Linked DNA regions of Homo sapiens: region 1 is linked to region 2. Evidence: read pairs that join two places in POLR2A ChIA-PET (ENCODE). Cell type or tissue: HepG2. All regions are shown on one strand. Links, peaks and the distances in the headings refer to the core of each region. The heading gives the core; the rest is flanking DNA.

Region 1 (15,930 bases), core at 4,643-12,642, 54 kb before region 2:
TTGGGCCAGTGGTTCCATTTCTTTGGTCATTCATTTCCACCTCACTTCTTTTTTTTTTTTGAGATGGAGTCTCACTCTGTCGCCCAGGCTGGAGTGCAGTGGCACGATCTCGGCTCACTACAACCTCTGCCTCCCAGGTTCACGCCATTCTCCTGCCTCAGCCTCCTGAGTAGCTGGGACTACAGGTGCCTGCCACCACGCCCGGCTAATTTTTTGTATTTTTTTAGTAGAGACAGGGTTTCACCATGTTAGCCAGGATGGTCTCAATCTCCTGACCTCGTGATCCGCCCGCCACGGTCTCCCAAAGTGCTGGGATTACAGGCGTGAGCCACTGCGCCTGGCCCCCACCTCACTTCTTATAAGATTGTGGTGAAAGTCAAAGGAGAGGCATTCACAAGATGTTTTGAAAAATTACAAGTTGTATATCAAAGCACTAATTACTCATAAGGAATTATGCCAAATCTCCCTCTCTCTCTACCTATAAATTAATGACATCTCTTGCTACCCACACTAGGTAGAGATACAGACTGGTAGGTGGAAGTTATGAAAGCACTTTCAAAACTACAAGGTCACACATGCATGCAAGACACTATTAGAGATTGCGATTTCTAACAGTGAAGCTAGCCCTGTGGCTAGTGGTGCCTTTATCTTGAGAAAAGGCTGCTGGTTGACCATAGTGCAATTTATTGGAGGGGTAAGTGGAGGGGGCCCTTGAACAGTGACTCTGAGCTGGTTTGCACGGCTGGGGTTAGGCTGAGACGTTTTCTTATCCTTTTACCTTCCTCAGTTTCTTCCTTTTGAGTTTCTTTCCCTCTTCCTCTTTCCCCTTTGTGTTTTTATTTTATTTATTCATACTACAGAAGTAATACTGATCACTGCTGAAATATTTAGAAAATGTACAAAATATTAAAGATGCAGAGAAAAACACAGAATTACATCTTCTTGAGTCAAACTCTGTTAAGACTTTGACCTATTTCCTTCCTTATGCTGTTGTTATTATTTTTTAACTATGCATTTTAACTATGCATTTTTCTACTAACAGTAGGTAGAGAGGCAGACTGGTAGGTGGATCTCAACTATTCATTGAGAGCCCTTTGCTTATGAAGTTTTGATATCCTGCTAAAACCTCATTTTTGATTACAGCATAGTAGAACCTTGACGATCACTGGGGATGGATCTTAAGACCTTCTTGAATTTCCATATCTGCTAACACTTGCATAGAATATAATTTCCCCAATCAAACTTCCCTTCTTTAAAATACCTTCCTTTCTTTCCCTCAGCAGTTGAGTCTGTTCAGGGTCTCTTCCCATAAATTAGGACAGTGATAACAATTGCCCATTGACTGGGGTCCATCATGGCCCATTGACTGGGGTCCCATCATTAACTATGGAACTAGATCTCATCACCCCATTCACCATGCTTGAAACTCAAATTCACATGACCAAAAATAGCAAATGACTCATGTCTTGAACTTTCAGGATTATGTGTGAATATAGAATAAACCTCAAATATTCAACTGTGACAGCCAAGGGTCTCCTGAGCTCCACACCACTGAGTAAGAGGGGAAGTTCAAGATTCTGTCTCATCTGTACTCAATCCTCTCCCAGGTGGAGTTTGGAGAATTGAAGCCTCAGAGAATCACCTCACTCAGCTTCATTGCCATTGAGGGAGGGGTGACTTACAGCAAAATCTTTATTTTCTAGCTGGTAAAAGGGAGTGAGGTGGGGTTAACTGCAACGTGACCCATAAGCTGCCCACCAGAATCTCATCAGGGCCCAGTAGAGGTCCCCTATCAAATGGCTGCTGGAAAATGCAAATGTTGACCTCTCTCTCCCCTCTGCACTTGAGCTTATCCTGAGTGGAATCAGAATTCTCTCCTCCATATCACTCAAACCCATGACTTCACACCAGGGCCTCCTTTTCTATGCACTGGAACCATTATCCTACCGGGCAATCCCATTTTTCTACGTTTGGGATTTCAAGGGAGCTGATAGCATCCTCCATGGAGTAGGACTCATTGTCCCAGGACTTTTGGAACTTATATTAAATAACTTCAAGGTGGTTCATTAGAGGCAGCTTACACATTGCAAGCGAGAGAACGACAAGACAGTGGTTTTGGGAAAAGAGAACAAAGTCAAGTCAGTGAATCAGTGGAGCTGATTTGGGCTTGAGTTTCAGCTGACCCAGTGCTGCAAAAAGTGCTGCAGCCCTCCAGAGCTCTTCCTTTGATTGCATGTGTATTCATTTCGTTGAAGAGAGAGAGAGATTTTCATATTTTGGTAAAAGAGGCCTGATTTTGTGTAACCCTTCTGCAGCCAAGTGTCAGTCACTCCCATGCTCAAACATCTTCAGTGGCTCCCTATTATTAACAAGATAAAATAAAATCTCCAGATACCAATATTTGGGTCTCCCAATGATCTCCCTTAACTTATTCTTCCAGTTTTATTTCCTTTCTCCCCATCCTTTTTACTGGATTAATCAATCTCTTTGTTGTATTCTGTTGAACACCTCCTGACTTTTGCTTAAATGTTTCCATGCTGCTAGTAATGACCCCTTTCTCTTTCCCTCCTTCCTTTTCAGGGTCATTTCCCACTACTTTCCTGATTAGTGAGTATTTCTGGAAGAGCATTCCCTAACTCAGAGGTTATGGACTGGCAGGCCATGGGTTGATTCAATCCGTTTTAGGGTTTTATGAATTTGAGCCAACATTTAAAAATTGGCAGATTTCTTAGAATCATTTAACTTTTAAGTCGCCCTGAAAAGTGACAAGGTCTGGCAATGCTGTGTCCACATTTCTGCCCAGTGTTCGTAGGGGTGGCTGCAGAGCAGCCCCTGCCCCTGTAGGTAGATCAGCAACTAGTGCGTTGTCTCCTGGGAAAAGTCCCTTTGATGGTGAGAGTGAAGCCTCATTTCTTATATGTGACACCATCTTGAGACACCATCTACATAAATGCCTGGCTGTGTAGGGGGGCTGGTGTCCCCTCTGGGATGATGAATTCCAGAAGTTTGAAAATATCCAAGGAGAAGAGTATATTTCTCTTACTGGTTAGAAATAAAACTAGCCTTTTCTTTTTTTGTAAACAGACTATGGCTGGATATTTCCAGAGACCTTTGAGAAAGCATAGATCATGATTGGTGCCTGCTTGTCTTCACACCCCTGGTCCAGAAGCAGATGATGCTAAAGTCTGGTTTTCTTGCTCCTCTGGGACCCTCTGCAAGGGCTTCTCCCTGGATATGGCCTGGAGGGGCCAGGTCTCCCTGTGGGTCTGTGACTGGCCAGTCTGGGCTCATAGAGGCCAGAGGACTCTCCCCACCAGTACCTGGTCTTGAGGGAGGGGCCTGATTGTCAAATCTGACCTGAAGCAGATGAGGTTCCTAGTGTGACTTGGATATTGTTTGGCTTCATTTCTGCCTTCTAGAGTAACCGAACTCTCTATCCTTTGTCAAGGGCCTCACTGATTGCCACTGCATTACTAGAAGAAAGTTTGGGGCTAAATTGGCAACAATGCTTTCAGTAAAAGTCACTTCTAAGTGTTACTAGTTATAGGGATTGTTTGAGACATTTATCAAGCCTCATCTCATTTATTTCTCAAAGCAACCCAGTAAGGACTTCTATCATTCCCATTTTTAAGACGAGAACACTAAAGTTTAAGAGTTAAGGCTGGTGAGTAGTATAACTAGGAAGTTAAACTCAGACAAGTCTGGCATTAAAGCCTCCACTTTTACCACTGTTGTATCTCTCTTAGTGATGAAATGGATTAACTGGAATATGTAGTTGGAAGGGACCTTTTAGACCAGTGTGCTAAAAGGGTTTTTTTGGTTTTTGTTGTTGCTGTTGTTTTTTAACTAATGAAGAAACTGAAATTCAGATTTCATAGTGATTAAAACAATGCCTGGGTTCATGTCCTGGCTATATCCCCTACTAGCTCTATGACTTTGGGCAAATTTCTTCATTTCTCTCTGCCTCTATTTCTTCATCTGTAAAATGGAGATGATAAGAATGCCCAATTTGTGGCATTCTTGTGAAATAATGAAATAAGATAATCCTTATAAAGTGCTTAACACGATAAATATTAGCTATTGTTATGGTCATTGTTTATAATGGTGAAAATTTAGATATAAATTTCCAAAAGTACTGGTTAAGTAAACTAAGTATACATACACATACATGAATATTGAAATGTGTATATAACTGCATAAATGAAATATCTCTATATAATTTACTTCATATGTATTATATATCATAATATAAAAATGCATTATAATGAAATTATTAGAAACCATTATTTTGGGTCAGCTGCAGTGGCTCACATCTGTAATCCCAGCACTTTGGGAGGCCAAGACAGGTGGATCACCTGAGGTTGGGAGTTCAAGATCAGCCTGGCCAACATGGTGAAACCCAGTATCTACTAAAAAGGCAAACATTAATCGGGTGTGAAGGTGGGTGTCTGTAATCCCCGCTACTTGCTTGAACCCTGGAGGTGGAGGTTGCAGTGACCTGAGATCGAGCCACTGTACTCCAGCCTGGGTGATAGAGTGAGACAACAACAACAACAACAAAGCTATAATTTTTCGGAATAAGTACATGGAAAACTGCCCATAATGTAATGTCTAATGAAAAAATAGGTAACAAAACATTGTGTATAGTATAATTCCAAATTTAAATTATATACACACACACACACACACACACACACACACACACATCTATCTATCTGTTTATCTAAGCTACAACAAAATGTTAACACTTCTTCAGTTATTTTCTCTGGGCAAAGAGATTATGGGTAATTTTTACTTGTAGTTTATGCTTTTCTGCACTTCTCCAGTTTTATGCAATAAAATGAATTGCTTTCAACATGTAGGCAGTATCCAGAAATGATTAGAATTTCGTCATTCTTGATGTTTAGTTGATTTGTGACCTTTCTGTCCACTGGAGTTCTTATAGCTCTTGTTTTCCTTTTACACACCATAAGAATGATTGGCCTATTCCTTATCTGCCTGCAACATCACAAGGGCGCCTGCCTCAGTCCATGTGATGTCCATGAAGGCCTTTTGTCCTGGGCACAAAGTGGAAATGCTCCCCCAGGACCATGCAATCCTGCAGCCTGGGCCAGGGAGCACTTAGTTTGTTCAGCTGCTCCTGGCTTGCTTGCTGTTTGAGCTAATTCTTTTCAAGGTGAACTTCAAATTTCTGCCCCAGTTTTATATTTTAATTAAGTTATTTGTGTTTGATAAGCTCCGATAGTCTTGTTTGGAGAGGCAGGCCTGGAGCTGGCACAGACATACAACCACACGTGATGTTAGGGACCATCTTGGCCTGTGTTTCTTAAACTTTTCTACCTCATAAGAGTATATGAATGGGTTAGGCCCCCTCCCTACCCTGGTCTTAAAAATCTATAAAAACAGTTTTATCATAATATATCTGTGTTTTTAAAAATAAAAGCAAAATATAAAGTTTTATATTGCCATTTTAAAAAACTGCAAAAAAATAAAAATAATTTTAAAAATTACAATACAGTGTCTCAGTAAGATAAGCTGGCTTTCTCATGCCTCGGGTGTCCCTAGCTCCTGCTGCATTCCTGCAAGGATACCTGTCTCTTAGTTTGAGAAGCAAAGATTTTAACTGCTTAATTCTCTCTGTGGGGCCTAGAAGGCCAGGACAGGCCACTCCTTCCAGTTTTTCCTTTGTGGTTGCTACAGAGGTGAAGGATGACCTTTCCTGTCCTTCAGAGAGAAGCATCTGCTAAGAAGTTTCCCTCGATAATATTGGCTAACTCAGTAGCAAATCTTTGATGTATTGTTTGCTAACAGGGTTTCTGTCTCTTCTTTTCTTTTCTTTTTTTTTTTTTTTGAGACAGAGTCTTGCTCTGTTGCCCAGGTTGGAGTGGAGTGCAGTGGCACGATCTCAACTTAATGCAACCTCTGCCACCTCGGTCCAAGCAATTCTCATGCCTCAGTCTCCTGAGTAGCTGGGACTACAGGTGCACACTACCAAGCCTGGCTAATTATTTTTGTATGTATTCAGTAGAGACGGGTTTTCACCATGTTGGCCGGGCTGGTCTCAAACTCCTGGCCTCGGTGATCCATCCTCCTTGGCCTCTCAAAGTGCTGGGATTACAGACATGAGCAACCCCGCCCAGCCTCTGTTTTTTTTTCATCTTACTAAAGCCTCACCCCCATGGTAGCTGGGATCCATTCTAGAGTCAGGAGGTGAGGGAAACCAATATAGGGCCTGCCGACGTAGATCTAATTCAACCTTTTCATCTTGATGACCAGAAACCTGAGGTCCAGAGAGAGTAATTAGGAGAAGAACACTGAAATTCATTATCTGTGGGCTGGGCACAGTGCTAATTGGCCCTTTCCACCCTATGCCTTGTTTAACCCTCACAACCCTGTGAGATAATGGGTGCCATCTCCATTTTTCAGGTAATGAAACAGAGGCACAGAGAAGTCATCTAACTTCCCAAAGTCACACAGCCAATAAGCAGAGCTGAGATTTGCTATATAATTGCTCTGACTCTAAATCCAGGGATCTCTCCACCTTCTTGAGCTCCAAATGCTCACGACGTCCTGGGAGGAATGTTCCCGGGGTCTATAACACACTACCATCAAAGTGCTCATGTCTGCAAACAATTCACTTTTAAATTAAATTAGGAGGAATCACTATTCCTCACCTGCTCACATGCTTTCTTGGTTGGAAATGAAAGGGGAGGCATGGGTGAGTAAGAGATATAGGGGAAGAGAGGGATGGAGGGTATGGTATTATAAAGAATCTTCTAGAACATGTTGTCAACATAACATTTATTAATTATGGTTATATTTTACTTTTCCATACATTAAAAAAATAATAAATTTGTTCTCCTATGGAAAAGTCATCTGTCACTGGGTTGTGGCAGACTTTAAGTTGAGAAGTGTCACAAACCACCTGCTTTCAGGGACTTGCCTAAGGCCACTCTGACTAATCAGTAATAACTCTGGAATCAGAATTCAGGTGTCCCGGTTTCTAGCCTGAAACTTGTGTAATATTGCTGCTTTTAAAATTTGGCCTTTAAAATGACTTAAGGGGGACTCTAATTGGGAAGAAGGACTTGACCCCCTAACAGTATCTCAAAAGCTTTAACTAAAACCAGTGAAATAAATGAATCTGACTTTAAAAGTCTGCACCTTGCACACTTCTTTTCCTTCCTTCATCAATCCATAGAGCAAATGGTTCTGAGGAAGTGCTCATTCAGCATATGTTGGATGTATGAGTATGCATCTACTATGTACTTGGACAGTGAGTCTTAACACACTTTGACAATCAAATGAAAGCTCTGGGTTTTTGCGGCAGACAAGTGTAGAAATGAACATCCTCAAAAACATTTACATATATTTTTAGGGAGTTATTGGACTTGCTGAAGTTTGTTCATCGAGGTCCTAAGCGCTAGGGAAGGGCTTTTGGCCTAAGCATTAGCCCTTGAATCAGACATTGTTCCTGTTCTCAAGTTGCTCACAACCTAGTTTCTTGCTGCTCAACCCTTAAATTTCATAGCCTCTTCCACGCAAGGATGGAGAAACATGTTAATGAAGCACAGGGTGCTTCATCACAATTCCCAAAGCATTGAGCTTAAATCCATTTATTCTCAGGATTTTATAAGAAAGGCTTTATACTAGGTGCCATGAGCAAACAGAAACATACCCCACATAAGCCCTGCCCTCGAGGTATCCCTTGTCCATAAGGAAGCATCGAAAGTGATGCAAAATATGGCAATTTCAAGGCCTAGTGAGCAGGGCAGCTCATGAGGATCTTATGCGTTTGAAGCAGGGAGGGCAACTGGTGGGCTCGGGTGGTGCTCAGGTGATGGGAGGTGAAGCTGAGGCCAACTTCGTGCTGTTGGTTCCTGTGCCAGAGACTCAGATGGGGTAAGCAGGATTCTGTGCAGGGTAGGTACTCAGATGGTATGGTGGTAAAATCTCACCCCTAGGGCCCAACAATTGACATTACTAGAGAGAATTGCAGAGTGGGGAGGGGGAACCACGGAGCCAGAGGAACCTGGGTAGGGCCCACATCTCTACCAGCTACTGCCCGGGTATTCTCAGGCTGGTTCCTTAATCTCTTTGAGCTCAGCTCGCTTTCAGACTTGTTGGAAAAATTAGAAATCAGATGTAATACTGTGTGCATGCGGATGCTTAACAGGTTAAGGTTTGTTCATTATTACCCCTTAAGGGAAAAATATGTTAGGGACCAGGCCAATGTTAACTCCTCCAACTTGGCGCATGTCGACCCAACATTTTCAGATAGTGACTCATCCCTTCAAACCCATTTCACTCTGCAGCTTTGGGAAGGAGGAAGGAGCTATGCACTGGAAAACCTAATTTTGAGTGCCCAACTCGTCACTTACCAGCTTGTGATAACCCTCAGCAACATGTGTTCCTCAATTTCCTCATCTGTAGCATGGAATACGATAGCTATTTAATAGGGCTGTTGTGAAGATTAAATGAGAGAATATATGTTGCAAAAAATAAAGCCATTGGGAATGATCCACAAAATGCCTGTTGACATCATGATGATCTGACCAAGCCCTGGTGGAATTGTATGGACCAAGGCAACGCAGTTGCGCTGTCATTTCTGAAGATGAAGATGGCAAGTGTGATCAGATGGAGGCTGGGCTAATGGTTTCATGCATTCTCTCTTTTCCTAGGCTCATCAGAATAGAACCCTGAAAAGGACGTGAAAGGGACAAAATGAATATTTACCAGGAGCCTGCTATATGCCGGCACTGAGACAGATGGTTTGTACACATTAGTGCATTTCATACTCATAGAGCCCCAACAGATCTTTATGCCTGTTCCAGTTTAGGGATGGAATAAGCTCAGGAGATCCTCTTAAGAACCTCATAATTAGAATTGCCCTGCGATATGACAGAAGGTAGTTTTATGCGGGGGAAAGAAATGAAGAAAAACGACAGGGTTCACATGGAGGAATTGAGGAAATGCAACCCTGGATGGTTCTAGCATCCTCTTTGCAGAGACTTAGCATTTCATGGAACACTAATGTTTCAGAGCAAGAAAAGTGGGTATATGGAGATGATCTAGATTGAATTCTTTTTTTAAAAAATGAGGAAATTGCGGCTCAGATAGTAAGGGACTCACCCATACTCACAGATATGAAGTGAAGAAGGCTAGATTAGAAGTTAGCTCCCTGACTTCTTAGTCCAGCCCTGTTCTATTGCACCATTATTTCATGCTTCTGTGTGTGCCTGTTGGTCTGACTAGGGAAAGGAAATTTGAAGAGGAAAATCACTTTTGGGTTTATTGCTCAAGTGAGAGGCCAGGGGTCATTGAAAACATTAGACTTTCAGCATCGCTGGAATGATTGTCGGTAACACTTGATGGATTCCTTTGATGTCCAGGACTCCCCTTTCTGGGTCTTAGGGAAGCAAGGTCACAAGGCTTTGGAAACTTTGATGTTCACGTGAGCAATTAATGCTTTGCTGCAACTGAACTTTGCCACTTGAACATTATTAGTTTTGAAAGAAGCTGCCTGGCCTCAGAGTTCAAGTTAAACTTGCAACTGGAGCTATGTCCTAAGAGTCAAGCAAGAGGAGTAAAGCGCAGTGGCTGTGGCATGAGACATGAATGATTCAGCACATATTTATCAAGTGCCTGCTCTTTCTCTGTGCAGGGCTCTGTTGAAGACCTTCCTAACTGAGGGAGGTGGACCACAACAAATAAGTGAAATACATAGTGGTGAAAAGAACTATGGGGAAAAGCAAAGCAAGAGAAGGAGAAAGGAAGTTCTAGGAGTGGAGAGTGGGGTTCAGGGTAGGCCTCGCTGAGAAGGGGAGACATATATATGTATATATATAAAACTGTGGTAAGAACAGGTAACATGAGATCTATCCCATCAACAAAAATCTAAGTTAACTACACACACAAGGTTGTGCAGCCGACCTCCAGAGCTTCCTCATTTTGTATAACCAAAACTTTATGCCTGTTGAATAGTAACTCCCCATTGCTCCTCCTCCGGCCCCTGACATCTACCATTCTACTCTCTGTTTCTATGAGTTTGACACGTTTAGATACATTATATAAGGGAAATCATGTAGTGTTTGTCCTGTATCTGGCTTATTTCACTTAGCATAATGTCCTCCAGTTCGTCCATGTTTTGGCATATGGCAGGATTTCCTTCTTTTTATGGCTTCATAATATTCCATTATGTGTGTATAACCACACTTGCTTTATTCATTCATCCATTGATAGACATTTAGGTTGTTTCCTTATTTTGGCTATGGTGAATAATGCTACAATAAACACAGAAGTGGAGATTTATTTTCGACATACTGATTTCATTTCCTTTGATATATACCCAGTAGTGGGATTGCTGGATAATATGGTAGTTCTATTTTTAATTTTTCAAGGAACCGCCATACTGTTTTCCATAGCCGCTATACCATTTTCCATTCCCACCAACAGTGTACAAAGGTTCCCATTTCTCCATATCCTCACCACAACTTATCTTTTGTTTTTAAAGAACAGCCAAATAGGTGTGAGGTGATATCTCATTGTCATTTTGATTTACATTTACCTGATGCTTAGCAATGTCGAACTTCTTTTTATATACCTGTTGGCCATTTGTGTGTTGTCTTTGAAGAAATGTCTATTCAAGTCCTTTGGCCATTTTTAAGTTGGGTTATTTGAAGTTTTGCCGTTGTGTTTTAGGAGGTAAAGGAGACGTTTGAACAAAGACTTGAAGGAGGATTAGAGAGTACAAAGCCACACCAATGACTGGGGAGGAGTTCTTCCAGGCAGCGATAACAAGAAGCAAAAAGTATTAGAGACAGGAGCCTGTATGGGGAGATGGAAGAGTAGCAAGGAGGCCAGTATGGCTGGACTGTGAGTTAGGAAAAGTCATAAGACATGAGGTCAGCATGGTACCAGGGACCAGAGCTGAGGTGGAGAAGTAGTCTGATATGGGGTATATTTTGAATGTGATATCACAACAAATCATCCAATACATCTTTAGTTAACAAATATGCAATGTGTGCTTTCTACATTCAAGGCAAATACAGCACAACCCTGAAGCACTCACCATAAAGGTGGGGTGACAAGAAAGGTAAACAAATAACTGCAATACAAGGCATGTCATAAGCAACACAGAGAGGAGCAAATCACTAGGGGATGTTCCTCTTGTTCCCAATCAGGGATAATTAAAGGCTTTGCTGGTTTGGCCTTTGACAAGGTTTTCAAGAATGGATAGAATTTCTAAAGTCTTTTTACTGTTCTGGTAATAAATATTAATATAACATAAGTTCATCACAAAAATGTTGTAAAGTGCAAAATATAAAATAACCACCAATAATCCCACACCCAGAAATAATCACTATTAATATTTTGATGTATTTTCTTTTTCTTTCCCCTATAGAATCAATTTCCCCTGTACAAGCAATTATATAATCAGTCAATTTATACAGTCACACACAGTATAAAACTTAGATCAAACTGTTCACAGATTTATAGTATCATTTTTCATTGAATAAATTATGAGCATTTTCTAAGACTATATAATCTTTGAAATGTTAATTTTATTTATTGCTTGGTATTCAATTATATTGCACCATGAGTGGTTCAATAATCTTCCATTGTTGGAAATGTATTGTTTTCTTTACTATTATATAGATAGTTCCACTTTACCATTCAAAATGCTCACCTCATTAAACATCATTATTCATAAATCTTTGTGCATATTTCTAATTATTTTCTTAACGATACATTATTGTACTGGAATTACTGGATTAAAGAATATGTATATAAAGTTCTCAAACATATTATACCTATTAATCAACTTTCCTTCAAAAGGTTGTAACAATTTACATGCCCAAAATAAATCTAAGAGAAGATCTGTTTTCCTATGCTCAAATTAATAATGGTCATTGATACCAAAAAAGAAATTTCCAATTTGAAAGGTTTAAAAAGAATCTCACTTTTATTCCTGATTCAGTTAGTTTTGTTGTATAACAGAACATTCCCAAAATAGTGGCTTATGAAGAAAACCACTCATTTAGCTAATGATCTGTGAATCTGAAATTTGGGCTAAATTCAGTTGGGGTCACTCATGCAGCTACTATCAGATAAGGGCTCTACTTTTAAAGGATTTGCTGCTTATTGGTAACAAGGGCAGGGAAGTTTGTGACTGGATAACGTACTTCTCATCATCCATCAAGGGCTTCCTTATGTGGCTGGCAAGGAGTTCTGAGATACAAATTCTTTTCAAGTCTCTGCTTGGATAGCACCTGCTAACATGCCATTGGCAAAACCAAGTGACATGGTATCAGCATGGCAGCAGGTTCCTTGCTGTTCACATGGCAAGGAGGTTGGAACAGAATGAGGGAAAGAACTTGTGACAGTCTACCAAGGTTATTACAAACAAAATAGAACAAGACCAAATATTTGTTTAGCAATTATTTGTGTGCCAAACACTTTCCATGCATTATCTCATTGAATCCTCACAACTGTCCTGTGAGTAGGTGCTATTATCTCAATTTAGAGCTTAAGGATTGTATCAGTTGAAAGCAGAACAAGTATGAGATATATATTAAGAGATTTATTGCAAGAAATTTGCTGTATGCAATTGTGGGTGCTGGCTGGGCAAGTCTGAAATCTTTAGGGCAGGCCCTGGAAGGGCAGGCTGGAAATTCTGGGCACAGGCTGAAGATATAGTTCAGAGATGGAATTTCTTCTTCACCAGGGAAGCCTCAATTCAGCTCTTAAGGCCTTTTGACTGACTAAATTATGCCTATGCAGATTATCTGGGATAATTTATCTTACTTAAAGTCAACTGATTATGAGCTATAATTACATCTTCAAAACATCTTACAGCAACACCTGGATTGGGGTGATGGAACAACTAGAGACTGTAGTCTAGGCAAGTTGACACATCAAAAGACCATCATAAGAACCCAAGAGAGGTTCAATAACTTACCCCAAATCGCATAGCTGTTAAAGTGGCAGAGCTGGAACTAAAATGCAGCTCTGATTGTGAAGACCTCAGTATTATTAACCACTACACTCCCTTTTGATATTGTAATATTTTTATACATATATTGGGTGTTTAAGTATTTTTCCCTTTGTAAGTTTTTCTTCTCCATTGTGGAGTGGGGTAGCATTTTAACAAGTGGTGATGTGAGGGGCCCCTGGGAAGAGGCGGAGCTCGTTTGTAAATGTAGAGATAGAAACCCAGGGGTGTATGCAAGGGTGTTTTAGTTTCCTGTTGTGCTGTAACAAGTTACCACAAATTCAGTTGTCTAAAATAATGCGAGTTTATTATTTTACAATTCTGAAGGTCAGAAGTCCAAAATTAGTCTCAGTGGGGTAAAATCAAGGTGCCTACAGGACTGTGTTCTTTCTGGAGGCTCTTGACTTGTCTCTTCCTTGTCTTTTTCAGATTCTAGAGGCTGCCTGACTTCCTTGGCTCATAGCCCTGCATCACTCTGACCTCTGTTTCCATTGACACATGTCCTTCCTGGACTCTCCTATTTCCCTCTCATAAGGACCCTTTTGATTACCTTTGGCCAATGTGGATAATTCATGGTAATCTCCCTATCTTAAGATGCAAAACTTGTTCATACTTGCAAAGTCTCTTTTGGCATATAAAGTAACATTTTTACATGTTCTAGGGATCAGGACATGGACATCTTTAGGGACCATCATTCTTGCTACCACAAGAAGTTATGGTGTGAGGGATTCACACCGCCCCTATAAACTTTATAAAATCAGTGAAGAAGGGAGGGGGAGATATGTAAATAAATCAAGCTTGCAGCTAACTCAGCATTAATCATTAGGTCAGCTTGCTTTCTGACCTGCTTCCTCATAGCTGTATGGAGCCTATTGCCTCAGGATCATGTACGCCCTGTTATAAGATTTTTAAAAATTTTTTTATTATTATTACACTTTAAGTTTTAGGGTACATGTGCACAATGTGCAGGTTTGTTACATATGTATACATGTGCCATGTTGGTGTGCTGCACCCATTAACTCGTCATTTAACATTAGGTATATCTCCTAATGCTATCCCTACCCCCTCCCCCCACCCCACAACAGGCCCCGGATTGTGATGTTCCCCTTCCTGTGTCCATGTGTTCTCATTGTTCAATTCCCACCTATGAGTGAGAACATGCGGTGTTTGGTTTTTTGTCCTTGCGATAGTTTGCTGAGATGATGGTTTCCAGTTTCCTCCATGTCCCTACAAAGGACATAAACTTATCATTTTTTATGGCTGCATAGTATTCCATGGTGTATATGTGCCACATTTTCTTAATCCAGTCTATCATTGTTGGACATTTGGCTTGGTTCCAAGTCTTTGCTATTGTGAATAGTGCTGCAATAAACATAGGTGTGCATGTATCTTTATAGCAGCATGATTTATAATCCTTTGGGTATATACCCAGTAATGGGATGGCTGGGTCAAATGGTATCTCTAGTTCTAGATCCCTGAGGAATCGCCACATTGACTTCCACAATGGTTGAACTAGTTTACAGTCCCACCAACAGTGTAAAAGTGTTCCTATTTCTCCACATCCTCTCCAGCACCTGTTGTTTCCTGACTTTTTAATGATTGCCATTCTAACTGGTGTGAGATGGTATCTCATTGTGGTTTTGATTTGCATTTCTCTGATGGCCAGTGATGATGAGCATTTTTCATGTGTTTTTTGGCTGCATAAATGTCTTCTTTTGAGAAGTGTCTGTTCATAGCCTTCGCCCACTTTTTGATGGGGTTGTTTGTTTTTTTCTTGTAAATTTGTTTGAGTTCATTGTAGATTCTGGATATTAGCCCCTTGTCAGATGAGTAGGTTGCGAAAATTTTCTCCCATTTTGTAGGTTGCCTGTTCACCCTGATGGTAGTTTCTTTTGCTGTGCAGAAGCTCTTTAGTTTAATTAGATCCCATTTGTCAATTTTGGCTTTTGTTGCCATTGCTTTTGGTGTTTTAGACATGAAGTCCTTGCCCATGCCTATGTCCTGAATGGTAATGCCTAGGTTTTCTTCTAGGGTTATTATGGTTTTAGGTCTAACATGTAAGTCTTTAATCCATCTTGAATTAATTTTTGTATAAGGTGTAAGGAAGGGATCCAGTTTCAGCTTTCTACATATGGCTAGCCAGTTTTCCCAGCACCATTTATTAAATAGGGAATCCTTTCCCCATTTCTTGTTTTTGTCAGGTTTGTCAAAGATCAGATGGTTGTAGATATGTGGCATTATTTCTGAGGGCTCTGTTCTGTTCCATTGATCTATATCTCTGTTTTGGTACCAGTACCATGCTGTTTTGGTTGCTGTAGCCTTGTAGTATAGTTTGAAGTCAGGTAGGGTGATGCCTCCAGCTTTGTTCTTTTGGCTTAGGATTGACTTGGCGATGCGGGCTCTTTTTTGGTTCCATATGAACTTTAAAGTAGTTTCTTCCAATTCTGTGAAGAAAGTCATTGGTAGCTTGATGGGGATGGGACTGAATCTATAAATTACCTTGGGCAGTATGGCCATTTTCACGATATTGATTCTTCCTACCCACGAGCATGGAATGTTCTTCCATTTGTTTGTATCCTCTTTTATTTCACTGAGCAGTAGTTTGTAGTTCTCCTTGAAGAGGTCCTTCACATCCCTTGTAAGTTGGATTCCCAGGTATTTTATTCTCTTTGAAGCAATTGTGAATGGGAGTTCTCTCATGATTTCGCTCTCTGTTCGTCTGTTATTGGTGTATAAGAATGCTTGTGATGTTTGTACATTGATTTTGTATCCTGAGACTTTGCTGAAGTTGCTTATCAGCTTAAGGAGATTTTGGGATGAGACAATGGGCTTTTCTAGATATACAATCATGTCATCTGCAAACAGGGACACTTTGACTTCCTCTTTTCCTAATTGAATACCCTTTATTTCCTTCCCCTGCCTAATTGCCCTGGCCA
Region 2 (15,930 bases), core at 2,880-10,879:
TTACTCCCCAGTTAGAAAATCCCCACCAGGCAATGCGAAGAAGACACCATTCATTGCATCATTAAATTGTAACAAGCCCTGAAATGCACTCCAGAAGCCTGGGTCTGTTTGTCCTTGCAGTCGGAAGGAAGCCTGTGATTGGCTGGCCAAGCTCAGCCTAGCAGGCCTTATCTCTGACTGGTTATTATTTGATTAAAGAGGCTTCCTCCTCTTGCGGTGTTTCAAAACTGCATTGGGAGAATTTGCTGCTGCGGGGGGACTCTTTCTGAGGTTACTGTGGAGCACCCAAAGTCTGTCAGCCTCTGGCCGTGCAAACAGGCACCCAGAGGAACCAGACCTTGCTTATTCACCCACAGCCTGGGACTGTCTTCTCCAGAGTCTCCATCAGCTTTGCTAATCGACTGATTGGAAATAATTCCTCAAACACCACCAAGTCAAGGATACAGGTATTTAAAAACCTGGGGTGCAGGGAGTAATTTCTTAGGATGTCATGACATGAGACACGGGGGTAGGACGAGGAAGCCTGGGAAGCAGCGTGGAATGCAGGAGAGGCAGACACAGTAGGAAGAAGAAAGTCAAAGAAAAGAACTCAGAATCATGGAATTCTGTGCAAAGGCAAAACTGAGGTGCTTGGGCATAGTTATTTGCAGCTGACAAGAGGTGCAAGCACGTTTGTGATGTAACATTCACATCTGTGTGCATTTGCTCCTCATGAAATCCTTCCCGAGTTTTTGCTACTCTTTTGGCCTCCATGAAATCCTCCATCCTGGCTCAGAACCCCCAAATCCTGAGAAGGTTTTGGACAGTTTATGAAAAATCTAATTGCTTTAGCTTGAAACGTCACCAAATCTGATTTGCAAACGGCACATGGCCTTCAAAGGCTCTGCTTAGTAGTACAAATCCTGGTACCAATCCTCGTGATGTTGGCTACAGAGGAAAGAGGAGGAGCTGAGAATGTCTTTTATGAAAGTTTGATTCCCACTTTAAGATCTGTGTTTAACGGGTGATATTCATTCTTATCCCCACTGTATTCCCTACTCAGGGTTGTTTTCTGAGCTTGGATCGGGCAGATAGCTTTATGTCAAAGGACTTTCTCACTGTAGAGGAAAGCTGGGCTCCATATGGGGCCAGCAGGATTTAACCATCTGGAATGAAGATCAAAGACAGCAGAAAAGACAGACTTCATTCTCTCTGTTAGGTTTGGCTGGAGATGGCAGCAGAGGGGAAGATACGATGCAAAACCAAGGAAATCAATACTTTTGTTTTAGTATTGAGTGGAAAAGAATGTTTTTACGGTATGTCAGTATTCTTAACACTGATTTTTCCCTATATGCATTTCAGGTTAAGAAATAACCATGCCAACCGCATTTCCTCTCTCCACTCTTTGTGTCTGTCTTTATTCCCAAGTACTTCTGTCCGTGTTGTCTTAATTCCCAGTGTTGGTATCCAGATCGTCCCTGCTTTGTTAGCCACAGTGGGATGAGTCTGTGGATCCCCCCACAGGATGGTGGAGATGCTTCCTGTGCTGACTGCTGTGGTCCTCAGGGAGCTTTCACTGCAGGGGTCCCGTGGGATTTCCTGAGATTATCCAGAGTATGAGGGCCTAGAAGTTTGTCATAATGACTCACGCTCCTCTTCATAAATTTATGGAAACTGCCAAGAGGTGGAGGACAAGCCCAGTGCAAGGGGTTATACCTCTTGGATGTGATTCTTCTCTGCTCTTTTGGAACATTTTCTCCCTTTGCCATTGCCAGCATAGTCTGGATCCTGTGTGCCTCTTGGGCCTCTTTTCTCATCCTTCTCTACCTCTGTCTCACCACAGAAACACTCTTTCAGTTTTCTGGACCCACCATGGTCGAACCTTATCACATGTTATCTTGTCTGCTTAAAGCATTCTTCACCCTACCCTGCCTCTGGGTCTGACCAAGTCAGGAGATTAGTCAGGTCTCTTTCTGAGTAAATCTACTTCTTCTGCTATGAGGTTAGGGTCCCCTGAACTTCCCCTTATTGGACCACTAACCATATTGTCTTATGATTGCTTGTTTCCTGATCCATTGCCCCCACCAGACTGACAGCTGTGAAGGCAGGGTTCATGCCTTTATAACTCTCAGCCAGGACCCCAGAGCCTAGGAATCTGTGACACCCGGTAGGCTCTTTCTTGTGATAATGGCTAACATTGATGGAGTGTTTTCTATATACCCAACACTCTTCTAAGGGCTTTATCTTATTAACTCAGTCCCCACAATGAGCCACTGAGGTCACTGAGGTGAGTGTCAACCCATTTAATGAATGAGCAAACTATAAGTTAAGGAAACTGCCCAAGTTAACACAGTAAATGGCAGACTTCAGAGCCCATGCTTTTTTTTCTTTACATCTATGTCATCATGACCACTCTAGGGCTGAAAGAGCCAGTGAGAAATGAATGAATGATAGCAGGCTGATGGTAAAAACATTGTAACTGTTTCACATGCTCGGTTGGACCCATTCATTCAGCTGGGCCTATTGAGCACTGACCATGTCCCAAGCTGTGAGCAAGGCTTTGAGAATACAGTGATTAGCAAGCACAGACCCTGAGCTGAGATGCTTTCAGTTCTGAGATCTGCTCTGTTCTCCCTGTCAAGATCAGCTTTCCCGTCCCTCTCACCTGCCTTGGTAGCCAGGGTTAAGCACTTACAGGCTTTCGCCTAAACATGAAGAGGAGCTCCAAATCGTTTTTCCAGCCTTGAAGTAAGTGCTTAATGAAGCTACCATTGTCCAGAAGCTGACTGTATCTCAGGCACTGTGCTGAGTGCTTTGCCCTGGCTGATCTCATATTTCCTCCTTATGAGGTAGAGGGATTACCACCACCCTGTGTTTCAGATGAACAAACCAAGGCTAAGAGAGCATAAGGAATATGCCCAAGCTGGTAAGTGCTAGAGCTGAGACTCAATGGCAGGCTGGTCTAGCCTCCAAGCCTTTGCCCTTTTCATCAACCAGGGGCTTTCTCGAGACCCTAAGCTTTGGGTTCACTGCATCCTGATGACTGGTTTCTGTTATTAAAAGTAACAGCGAGGCCGGGCACGGTGGCTCATGCCTGTAATCCCCGCACTTTGGGAGGTCGATGCGGGCGGATCATGAGGTCAGGAGATCGAGACAATCCTGGCTAACATGGTGAAATCCCGTCTCTACTGAAAATACAAAAAAATTAGCCAGGCAAGGTTGTGGGTGCCTGTAGTCCCAGCTACTCGGGAGGCTGAGGCAGGAGAATGGTGTGAACCCAGGAGGCAGAGCTTGCAGTGAGCTGAGATCGCACCACTGCACTCCAGCCTGGGCGACAGAGCGAGACTCCGTGTAAAAAAAAAGTAACAGCGAAAACCGGAATTACTTTTGCACCAACCTAATAATATTCCTGTCAGACAGATATTCCTGTCTGTCTGCCTCCCCAGTTACTGAGTTGGGGTTTTCTCCCTGCTTAGTGGTCCTCAGCCCCCTCTTCCTTGACTGGACCCCTGACCTAACATCTTTTCTGACCACTGACAATTGTGGGCTCCACACTTATGCCTGATTAGGCAAGACGGGGCACCTGCCTGGGGACACCTGCTTTGGGCCGCCCTTAGTCTCCAAGTGGCCCTTCCTCTTCTCTTCTCTCAGGGAATGGTCTTGGAGCATCTGGTTCTAGAACATCATGTTTGAAAAAGTCTAAACCAAGGTCCCCAGCTTAAGAAACCCTCATACATCTGTTAATCTTTTGTTAGAAAAGCAGACAGCCTAAGGAAAAAGGTCATTAGAATCCAGAGCTGAATCTTGCTTTTTTCACTTGTTATTTAAATTGTTCAAGCTCTAGTTTCCTCCTTTGTAAAATGGGTGTAATACTTTCTCATGAGGTTACTTTGAGAGTACAGATTCTGTGTTCTGTAAATATGGGTTGTGTGCTTACTGTGTGTGAGGCACACAGCGGGTAGAATAGAGAATGAGGCTGAGAAAGCTGCGTGCCCTTGTGGAACTTGCAGTTGAATGGGGATGACCGACATTTAAAAAATCACACAAACAAATAGCTCAGTCCCATATGTGATGAGAAAAAGAACAGAGGACCTAGTTTCGATGGGGTGGGAGACCCACTGATGAACCAATAGGATTTGAATCCTTAATAGCCCGCCTCGACCAGAATGCAGGAAGTTCTCAATACTTGCCGCCCTGGCCATGGACCTGCACCTCTCTGGGGCTCAGAGTCTGTGAGAATAAAATGAGAGAGTTGGACTGAATGATTCCTAAGACTGAGTTGGCCACCTCTAGCATTTTGTTATTTGATGGCAGGTTAGATCCAGGTGAAACGAGGGCCTCTGACTCCCTATCCTGGGCTCTTCTTCCCCAGGTGCTTCTGCTGGTGGAGAGAAGCTAGGCCCAAACTCAAGGACGGCAGGAGGAAGAAGTGACCAGTTTTGTCTTCTAGAATCCCCATTCTCTCAGCACCTCCCTCCTACTTCCCCCAGCTGGATCCCAGTATTCACTCCCCTGGGGTCACTCCTATGGGAAAAACTCCCTAAGCCCCTTTCCAGGAACTACATCCTTCCTGTAGACCCAGTTCTCTGTGTCCTTCCTCTCCAAGCACCTGCACGTCCTGCCTGGGCAGTTAACCCACCTGGGGTGGGATTCTTTGGATGGTGAGATTCTGAGAACAGGAACGCTGCGAGGGCAGCAGGGAGCTGAAGATTTGAGAATAGGCCTAGGTCTGTTCCTTGGCTGCCCATGAGTGCTCCCAATGCTTTCCACTTGACCTCCCCCAGGCTCATGATGTTCCCTCTGCACAGCACACAGTGTCTATTGTGAGCTCTTATTAGTGACATCTCTTACAAATGGCTGGTTAGCATTTTTTCCAGACAGAGCAGAAACTCTGGAGGTGGTGGGGAGGCTAAGTTTGCAGAGGGCGATGAAAGGAAATGCTTAGTTAGCCTCAGGCCCCTGAAAGAATGGAGATATCAGCATCTTCAATTCTCTCCCACCTTTCCTGGGTGGGGTTGAGGGGGGCTGTCCCCTTGACCTCCAGAAGCATATGCATTCTTTCTCCATCTCTTCTTCCCTAACTGGGGTCTCACTCTTGCCTTCAGCTGTCTGTTATCCAATATCCCCCATTGTTTGCTGGTCATGGGGCTTAGTGAGACCTCCCAGGGCATTGGTGTTTTAGCCGACGATGCCTGAAGAGAGCAATAATGGTGGGGAAACTGAGGTAGGCATGAGACTTCAGGGCACACAACTCTTCTCCACATGAATTCAAGATTTGAAAACTCCCTGTTTGATGGTGGAGTCATAGAGAGTTGAATGTTAAGAAAGGGACAGAGATGCTATGCAACAAAACTCTAGATCAAGAACATTTCCAAAGAGAGGTTGAATAGGAAGTTGTACTCCAAGGCAATTACCCCCAACAGCTCGTAAGAGGAAAATGATAGTATATGTGCAATGAAATATTCACTCTCATCCTTCAGTTCCCAGAACTTCAGCCTTGCTATTCCCACCACGTGGTACTGGGTTCTCCAACTGCCACAGCACGTCAGACGTAAAACAGGGACCCTGCGTGTCAGGCTGAGTCAGTGCTAATTAAATCATTGCATCACGGCTCCTGGGCTCTCCAGGCACAGGCAGACAGGAGCCCTTTCCCTACCCTGTCCGCCTTGCCTGGGTGCACTTGCTTAGTGAGCTTTGCATGCAAACTCTACCCATGCCCTGTGGGGCTGGCGGGAAGTGTAGCTGTGTTATGGGCTTCAGCATCCTGCCAGAAATCAGATTGGCCATAAAAACACCCAAAATGAGTCTTGAAAGAAAGTGACATTCATTTCCCTGTGGGCTGGACATTCTGCAGGAAAGGGATGGTTGCCATAGAAATGAACCCTGAAGGCTGCTAGTAACAGTGTCATTCTTTTTTTGAGTCAATTCCAAAAAGTGACTGTGAGGAACAGGGGCCTGGGAAAATTGATAAACCTTGGTACTGAGAGCTCTGCTAGGACTTGGCTATGGGAAAACCAGGGGGACCATGAAGCAGCAGCAGGCAGGAGGCTGGCTTCTCCCCACAATCAGCTCTGTTCCCACTTGGACATCTGCAGGCAATGTGGGAGAGGAGCTGAACTTTTGCTCAGTGGTCCCCCAGGGATGGGGCAGCAGCAATTCTGACTCCCATCAGGCTCCCCTTGGAGCACATTTTAATTATCCTGTGGGCTGATGCTCAGGCTGAGCCCGCTGGGTAAGGTAGGGGTGGGGCCCCTTCCACTACCCAGACAGAACAACACGCACTACTAGATACTAGAAAATGTGCTCTCTAATCATCCGATTGCATGGATCCGTGAAGCAGCACTGTGTATCCCTGGGGCTTCGCCATCACTCCTTCCGTGCCTGACTACACCATCATTCCTGCCCCATGTCTAATTAGCTCCATGAATCAGGGCAACAAGGCATAGTCACTGCTCTCAAGGAACTCACAGCCCAATGGAAGAGACTGGTAATTCAACAGGCAATTTAGTGCAGCATTACAGAGTGGAAAATGTGACCGGACCATAGAGCAGTGCAGTGTATTCACAGTGCAATGTGTTTCTTCTCAACTGTCCCCATCCCCAATCCCTGTCCTTGCCCTGAACACCATCTCCATTCCAGCTGGGTCTCAAATCTGATCCTTCTCCAGCCAACGCCAGTGGTTGTTTAGCATTCATGGCACCCACATTCCAGACAGCAGATAGCTGTTGGCTTATGATGTTTTTTCCAGTCTAGGGTGAATGTATTCAATTTGAGGAACTTCCCTTCGTTTTGAGAGTCTATCCTTCCTGCTTGTTGGGATTTTAAAGCATTACTTCTTTTATCAAATGATGGGGTTAGTTGATTGGCAATTTATGTTTAATTTAATTTTAACATTATGACTGGGCAGAATTAAAAAATTAGTATCCCTTGGTTTACTGCACTGTAATAGCTCAGAGTCCGAGAAGCATTGTTCAAAAAGCTGCTTGTCACCGAGGCTAACATTCATGCCTAAACCCATGCAGGAGCCCTTGGGATATCCTTCTTAGTTTTTGATTTCCCAGCCTGTAGCAGAGTGGCAGAGTTGATCTATTCAAATTCCATTCACTTCCCCAAGACACTTAGCTGGCTATTGCAGCCAAATCCTTAAATAGAAACTACTGTTTTCTTGGCGTCTCAGGCTCCTGTATGTTTAATGCCTCAAGTATCCACTTTCTGGGCCAGAGTCATGAAAATCTAAAGGGGAAACTATCCGTCTCAGAAAGCAGTTGCAATGGAAATAAAAGCCATTAGTACTCAGGGTTATCAGGATGTTTAATTTTTCATTGATATTTCAGGATAAAAGTTGATCTTCAGAGTGGTGTTAATTCAGGTCACCAGCTTCCACTTAGATGCAGCTTAGAGACTGCTGCAAAAGATGCCAGTACGTTGATTTATGGTAGCCGAATCTTGGGGGTTCTCTATCCACGTGCTTCTGTTGGGGCATCTTGGGATCATTGGCTCTGCTGTGATTAAATGAAGTCCCCTGATGCATGTGGTTATCCTGACACTTGAGACATGGTCCAGGGCACTGGAAGTCCCTCACAAGCTTGACAGATACAACAAAATGTCCACCAGGCAAGCCGAATCCCAAGAATATAAGTGGCAAAGTCCAAGTTCTTGGGCTGTAGTTGAATGTTCCTGTGTTAAACATTGTTTAAAATAAGCAGGTCATGCTAGGACCTCAATGCTTACATATTTAGCTGTAAGGAGCATTTTGCTTTACCCATGTTTGCAATGTTGCCTTCTCTCTGTGACAGCAACTGCAAAAGAGACTCTCATGCTTGGGTTGAGTGCTTCTTGAGGTCAAAGATATATCTTGAGCGTGATATTGGTGGACACCTTCTCCCTCTGCCTGTCTCTTGCTTGAGACCCAGCACATCTCCTGGCACATAGAAGGCCAAACATGGTTGTTGGTGACAATGATAATGCGAACAATATACATTTTAGAGAGAATGTTTCTGGCAGTTTCTACCATGACCTAATATGTCTACTTAATTATTATTTTAGCTTGCCTATTTCATTATTAAAATAAATTCATTTGGCTTGATCATTGTGTTTGGTTTACTTCCCTAAGAAAAGGAAGTTTAGGGAGCATGAAGCTGGTGGGCAGCAGGGCCTCTAAGGGGACACTGTGTTCCTTCGGAACCTGTGCTGGCTGCTTATGCAGGGGCAAGAACATTGTAGAAGATTTCAAGCAGTGTTTCTCATCAAGGCTCTGCCAGCTGTGTGGACCTATGCAAGTCTCTTTATCTCCCTGGGTTTGGGTGTCCTTATCTGTAGAATGTGTTAGGTTGGATCAGAATGGGTCAACCTTGGCCCTATAGGTGCTATATATCAGATAAGTCTTTTCGTGTGGGGACTGTCCCGTACATCATAGGAAGTTTAGCAGTGTCCTGTCTCTAAGCACTAGATGCCAGTGGTACCTCTCCCTTCATTTGTGACAACTAAATATATCTCCAGACATTTACAAATATCCCCTGTGGAGCAAAATCACCTCTGGTTGAGAACTACTGGATCAGATGATTTCTACCTGAGTTTGAGAAACCACATTAAGAGTTGTTAATGCATCCTGTTTTATTGAGCTTCTACTCTGTGCTAGGCACTGTATTAGGCTTTGTAGCTTGAATAGATATTCTGTTGAGAAAGGGGCATCTACTTCATGGAAATCTGAATGAGAGCTGGATAAGCTGAATTATTTGCACAGGCATGGAGGTAGAGTGAAGAAGATAGAATCCCTGTTTTGATTCTTTTTTTTTTTTTTTAAATTTTTTTTTTTATTATACTTTAAGTTTTAGGGTACATGTGTACATTGTGCAGGTTAGTTACATATGTATACATGTGCCATGCTGGTGCACTGCACACACTAACGTGTCATCTATCATTAGGTATATCTCCCAATGCTATCCCTCCCCCCTCCCCCGACCCCACCACAGTCCCCAGAGTGTGATATTCCCCTTCCTGTGTCCATGTGATCTCATTGTTCAATTCCCACCTATGAGTGAGAATATGCGGTGTTTGGTTTTTTGTTCTTGCGATAGTTTACTGAGAATGATGGTTTCCAATTTCATCCATGTCCCTACAAAGGACATGAACTTATCATTTTTTATGGCTGCATAGTATTCCATGGTGTATATGTGCCACATTTTCTTAATCCAGTCTATCATTGTTGGACATTTGGGTTGGTTCCAAGTCTTTGCTATTGTGAATAATGCCGCAATAAACATACGTGTGCATGTGTCTTTATAGCAGCATGATTTATAGTCATTTGGGTATATACCCAGTAATGGGATGGCTGGGTCAAATGGTATTTCTAGTTCTAGATCCCTGAGGAATCGTCACACTGACTTCCACAATGGTTGAACTAGTTTACAGTCCCACCAACAGTGTAAAAGTGTTCCTATTTCTCCACATCCTCTCCAGCACCTGTTGTTTCCTGACTTTTTAATGATTGCCATTCTAACTGGTGTGAGATGATATCTCATAGTGGTTTTGATTTGCATTTCTCTGATGGCCAGTGATGATGAGCATTTTTTCATGTGTTTTTTGGCTGCATAAATGTCTTCTTTTGAGAAGTGTCTGTTCATGTCCTTCGCCCACTTTTTGATGGGGTTGTTTGTTTTTTTCTTGTAAATTTGTTTGAGTTCATTGTAGATTCTGGATATTAGCCCTTTGTCAGATGAGTAGGTTGCAAAAATTTTCTCCCATGTTGTAGGTTGCCTGTTCACTCTGATGGTAGTTTCTTTTGCTGTGCAGAAGCTCTTTAGTTTAATTAGATCCCATTTGTCAATTTTGGCTTTTGTTGCCATTGCTTTTGGTGTTTTGGACATGAAGTCCTTGCCCACGCCTATGTCCTGAATGGTAATGCCTAGGTTTTCTTCTAGGGTTTTTATGGTTTTAGGTCTAACGTTTAAATCTTTAATCCATCTTGAATTGATTTTTGTATAAGGTGTAAGGAAGGGATCCAGTTTCAGCTTTCTACATATGGCTAGCCAGTTTTCCCAGCAACATTTATTAAATAGGGAATCCTTTCCCCATTGCTTGTTTTTCTCAGGTTTGTCAAAGATCAGATAGTTGTAGATATGCGGCATTATTTCTGAGGGCTCTGTTCTGTTCCATTGATCTATATCTCTGTTTTGGTACCAGTACCATGCTGTTTTGGTTACTGTAGCCTTGTAGTATAGTTTGAAGTCAGGTAGTGTGATGCCTCCAGCTTTGTTCTTTTGGCTTAGGATTGACTTGGCGATGCGGGCTCTTTTTTGGTTCCATATGAACTTTAAAGTAGTTTTTTCCAATTCTGTGAAGAAAGTCATTGGTAGCTTGATGGGGATGGCATTGAATCTGTAAATTACCTTGGGCAGTATGGCCATTTTCACGATATTGATTCTTCCTACCCATGAGCATGGAATGTTCTTCCATTTGTTTGTGTCCTCTTTTATTTCCTTGAGCAGTGGTTTGTAGTTCTCCTTGAAGAGGTCCTTCACATCCCTTGTAAGTTGGATTCCTAGGTATTTTATTCTCTTTGAAGCAATTGTGAATGGGAGTTCACTCATGATTTGGCTCTCTGTTTGTCTGTTGTTGGTGTATAAGAATGCTTGTGATTTTTGTACATTGATTTTGTATCCTGAGACTTTGCTGAAGTTGCTTATCAGCTTAAGGAGATTTTGGGCTGAGACGATGGGGTTTTCTAGATAAACAATCATGTCGTCTGCAAACAGGGACAATTTGACTTCCTCTTTTCCTAATTGAATACCCTTTATTTCCTTCTCCTGCCTGATTGCCCTGGCCAGAACTTCCAACACTATGTTGAATAGGAGCGGTGAGAGAGGGCATCCCTGTCTTGTGCCAGTTTTCAAAGGGAATGCTTCCAGTTTTTGCCCATTCAGTATGAGAGAAGTTTATTTATTGCATGTCTACTATGATCTGTTGTTTTCCTATAAACAGCCCACAGCCTGTTTTGATTCTTACTAGCCATGTGAGCTTCATTTCCTCATCTGTAAAACATCAGATTTTCACACTGTTGTCAGAACCTAATGCCCAGTTTATAGGAAAACAACAGATCATAGTAGACATGCAATAAATAAACTTCTCTCCCCAACCACCGAGGGAGTCAGATCTGTGAAAATCATTAGCTTTGCCAGTGTTGCTCTATCTTTACAACCTACTCTTCTTCCCCTACCCACTCCCAACCCTCTTCCCACTCAAGCCAGTGCTGATATATCATCTTAAAATCCCCAACTGTCTATTTCAAGAAGAGCCCCCAGATCTCTTGTGTCACCAGACGGTTGAAGTTGGGCCATCCTTGAAAGGGTTGTCTCTTCCTATCAAAAAAAAAAAAAAAAAAGAACAAAGAAAAAATTCTGTAATAACCAGAGATTTGCAGACAGCATTGTTCTATCTGTGTGCTTGAGCAGGACAATGGCAATAGGAATTGAGGACAAGGGACCTTCTACCATGTGCATTAGCAGCATGCTCCTCCTGGAGGCACTGATTAGGCACGGGTTCTTAGTGTCTCAAGACACCATGCTTTGGATATTGACAGCAGCTGCTGTGCCATCTCCTCCACGGAATACACCTTGGTGTTTGGTAGCCTGGCATAGAGAGAGGCCTCATGTCACAGTGAGAAGGAATTCAGGGTGAGGGAGTTTGAAGCTGTACCCTCCTCTCAGTGAGACACTGACTAGGGGCTCCAAGGAACATGAAGACAGAGTAGTTCTTTAAAAAACAGACTCTGCCTCAAATCCCAGCTTTGCCACCTACTCCCTGTGTGACCTTGGGAAACTTAGTTCTTCTTCCTGAACCGCAGCATCATATCTGACAAGTCTGTAATCATAAGGGTCTTTCTCGAGTTGGACAGTTATGAGAATTAAATAACAGAGTGTATGGAGAGCGTGTGGCACAGTCCTGGTAAATACTAAGTGCTCACTAGAAATCCATTATTGTTAGTAATGTGTATCATCTTAAATGGTAACTCTAAACACTAATGAATATAACATGTTAAACAGATAACAAAAGCAGAAGTTTGAGTGGGTGAAAAATTTGAGGTTGACTCATTCTGTTACTGACAAGAAAAAAGGCTTAGAAAGGGGCAGAGTGGGAAAGCCTTAGTAACTAGGACCTCAATGCTGGCTGTTGGCAGAGCAGGGGCAGATTGCCCCTCTCCAGAGTCCCCTTCAGATGCTGGTTCTCCCATGCTGGGGCTGCTTTTCTGCTCAAACATTTATGGCCCATGTTTAGAAAATTACACAAAAATTAAGGAGAATAAGGTGTTAGACCAGTGTGCTATTTGCAGAGGGAATCTTTTTTGGAGGCTTGTTTTTAGAGGGACTCTTTCTTCAGGATAAGAGAGAAATGAATATTTTGTCTAATACTTTCCTAAATACCTAGGGCTACCCCAGAGAAGGGGGTTTCTATATTTCCATCTTAGCTAGATGAAACAGGAAGAGGAGACTGAGTGTTTCACTGCTTCTCTCTCCCTCCCCTCTGCTCCCCCTACCACAGCGCTGAGAGGAGGCCTGTCCTCTACACTCCAGCTCACACTAACCCATTGCTTACACACCGTCAAGCACCACTGAAACTACCTCCTTTGTCCATTGTTCTCCCACCTTCTCAAAGTTCAGCCCCTGACTCCCAGCCTAGACCCAAGGGATGGCGAGTTGATATTTTGCTTCAATGCTGATATTCGGTCTTAAGAACCACTCTGAATTACTAAACAACAGAGCACAAATAATGTTCACCTTTCCAAATGAGATTTTAGATTTCTCTAGGCTGGCTCAGACCCGTGATTCATATCTTGCCTTTTACCCCTGGCCAGTGACTCATAAGTTTGCTTGAGAAGGAAAGACTGAGGTGTCCAGGCTCCATGGTTGAAAGAAGAAGGGTTTTTAACAGAGTGGCTTGGTACTATTTTGGACATGCTTGAGATGAAAATTTATGTAGGTATTTTATGGTGTCAGCATGTAAAATTATGCATAACTACAATGCGAATGGAACCTTGCTTAAAATGTCATAGATTATTTGAATTAAACTCTACTGTAGTCTTAAGTGATGGTTATAATTCAGTCAAAAGGTTTGGAGTCATAATTCCTATTAGAACTCAATTTCCTATTTTGCCTTTTTAAACTTAACAGTTATCTACCTGCTGTCTTACTTATTAAAAGAGGGCTTACCATGAACATAGTACACATTTGAATGTTCTTCTTTTCTTCACCCCCTCATTTTTAAACCCCTTTCTAGAATAGCATATATAGAACAATGACTTAATGGAGAGATTGGTAACTATGGCTCCTGGGCCAAATACTGCTCACTATCTGTTTGATGAATAAAGTTTTATTGGCACACAGCACATCGATTTTCTTATATACTGTCTAAGGCTGCTTTTATGCTACAAAAGGGTTGAGTAGTTGTGACCAGGACCATATAGCCCACAAAGCCTAAAATATTTACTATCTGGCCATTGATTTTTTAAAAAGTGCTGATTTTGACTTAGAGAATGAGTGTTGGAGTCAGATACATCTGGGTTCAAATCAAGTCTTGGTTCCTTGCTAGCTGTGACATTGGGAAAGTTGCATAAGCTCTCTGCAAAACCTAACCTGTACCATGGGAATGATAAATACCTATCTTGGAGGGCTGTTGTGCAAGTTAATTGAAAAACCTACAGCCTTGTGCCTGGCACAGAGTAAATGCTCAATAAATGGTAGCTATGCTGATGATCTTTCATTCTTTTATCCAACAAATATATATTTGGTGCTTTTTCTATGATAGGCCTGGGGACTACGCAGTGACTAAAATGTAGAAAGTTCCTGCTCTTATGGAGCTCACATTCTAATGAGGAAGATAGACAATGGTCAAGAAAAAAAAATCAACAGGTTATTTTCAGAGAGGGTTAAGTGCTATAAATAAAATAAATAGGATGATATAGAAGAAAGTGACAAGGCAAGGGACAGAAAGTTGCTAGCCAAGTTAAGGTCTAAAAATAATAATGAATCAGCCATGCAAATGTCTGCAGAAGGAATGTCCTGGGAGAAGGGACCATAACCACACAGTCTCTGAGCCAGTGATGAGCTGGGGATGGTCCAGGAACAGAGAGATGACCTTGGGGACGAGGGTTGAGTAAGGCAAGGGAGAGTGATAGAGGACCAGGGAGGAGAGGTAGGCAGGGGCAAAACAATGTGAGAGCTTGTAGTTCCTGAAAAGATAATTGGCTCAGAGGCAGGGATGCAAGCTGAGACCATGAAAGAGCAGAAGTGTAAGTGGGACCTTGACCTTATTCTATGATATTTGTTCTAAGTATCATCATCCATCCTCTTTGGTCTCAGGCATTGGCCACTCTTGAACAGAGGAATGAGTAGGGTCCTCGTGAGTCCTGATCAAAGTGGCAGCTCTTGGCTGTGGCAAGCCCATCACACCCTACTTGGGTTCTTCTCCTCACACTGCCCCCTGATTCAGCAGACACATCTTCTGGCCAATGTCACTACCTCTTTAAAATAATTCCTTTTCAGAAGCTTTTACTGCTTCTCCAGGTAGAGCACTTAAGGTGAAAATCAGTTAATGTAATCTCAAAACTCTAATAAATGTCCAGCAACATAAGACCACCAGATAAGCATTTTGTCTCTAGGGTCACTCAGAATTCACAGCTCAGTTCCCATAATTAGCATTTCTTTTATGTCTGATTCATTGAACAGTTGTGGACAGCCCCATAAAAATATTTTACCTGTTTAAGGTTTAAAAGAAGGCCTTAGATATAATCAGTTGCTCAAACTGCCTCCAGAGTTGCTAATAATAGCTACACAGTATTCCACAGTAGCAAAACACTATTGCATACTTGTGGCTCATTTAGAGGTAAAAGTATCCCTTCAGTTTGCTTACCTTTATCCATTTTGAATGACTCCTTCTCTTCCTCTGCTTGTTCTCTTCTTCATTCTCCTTCTTCATCTTCTTCACCATCAGCAAAACTTTTTATTGGAAGTACTTAGCTCACTAATAGTAATTAATATTTCCCTTACAAAGCCGGGCATGGTTGTTCATGCCTGTAATCCCAGCACTTTGGAAGGCCAAGGCAGGAGGATCCCTTGAGCCCAGGAGTTCGAGACCAGCCTGGGCAACATAGTGAGACACTGTCTCTACAAAAAATAAAAACAAAAATTAGCTGAGCCTGGTGGCATGCACCTGTGGTCCCAGCTACTCGAGAGGCTGAAGTGGGATGATAGCTTGAGATGGGGAAGTCAAGGTTGCAGTGAGCCAAGATTGTGCCACTGCACTCCAATCTCGGCAACAGTGAGACTCTGTCTCAAAAACGATCAACAGTATAGTTGTTGAAGGAAAACTATTCTCTCTCTCTCTCTCTCTCTCTCTATATATATATATATATACATATAGTGTGGACTGAAATATATATATATATATATATATATATATATATATATATATATTTCCTTTACAATGTGTAAATATGTGTTCCTGTCTCCACTTACAATGTGTAAATATGTACTCCTGTCTCCAGTTGCTTTAACATTGTTAAAAGAACAAGATCCAAGTGTGGCTGTCTTCCAAGCCATGCTTTCATACAGTGATTCTTTTTTGATTTAGTTGACAACAATTGTATATATTTATGGTGTACAATGTGATGTTTTGATATGTATACTTATATGGTTTGGCTGTGTCCCCACCCAAATCTCACCTTGAATTGTAATAATCCCCACGTGTCAAGTGCAGGGCCAGGTGGAGATAATTGAATCATGGGGGGCGGTTCCCCCATACTGTTCCCATGGTAGGGAATAAGTCTCATGAGATCTGATAGTTTTATAAATGGGAGTTCCCCTGCACAAGCTCTCTTGCCTGCTGCCACGTAAGATGTGACTTTGCTCCTCATTTACCTTCCATCATGATTGTGAGGCCTCCCCAGCCATGTGGAAC

What was found. ChIA-PET counts read pairs that join two places held together with the same protein. Peaks named below come from ENCODE experiments on the same cell type or tissue, not always from the same donor. Only the 100,000 strongest peaks of a DNase experiment are listed, where the experiment ranks them.
Region 1: POLR2A ChIA-PET joins it to region 2 with 5 read pairs; 2 of 35 experiments call an interaction of 5 or more read pairs at or near these places.

Annotation. Positions count from the first base shown.
Region 1 is chr10:112,255,041-112,270,970 of GRCh38, reverse strand. No RefSeq gene overlaps it. Among named protein-coding and RNA genes, the nearest start is that of TECTB, 20 kb to the left of the region's middle. In HepG2, for the core only: no CTCF peak of the experiment used is centred there; DNase peaks (open chromatin) are centred at 5,010, 9,440, 11,066 and 12,406.
Region 2 is chr10:112,199,684-112,215,613 of GRCh38, reverse strand. It overlaps a transcript of GPAM not described here. Among named protein-coding and RNA genes, the nearest start is that of GPAM, 24 kb to the right of the region's middle. RefSeq lists an enhancer at 12,931-12,980. In HepG2, for the core only: no CTCF peak of the experiment used is centred there; no DNase peak of the experiment used is centred there.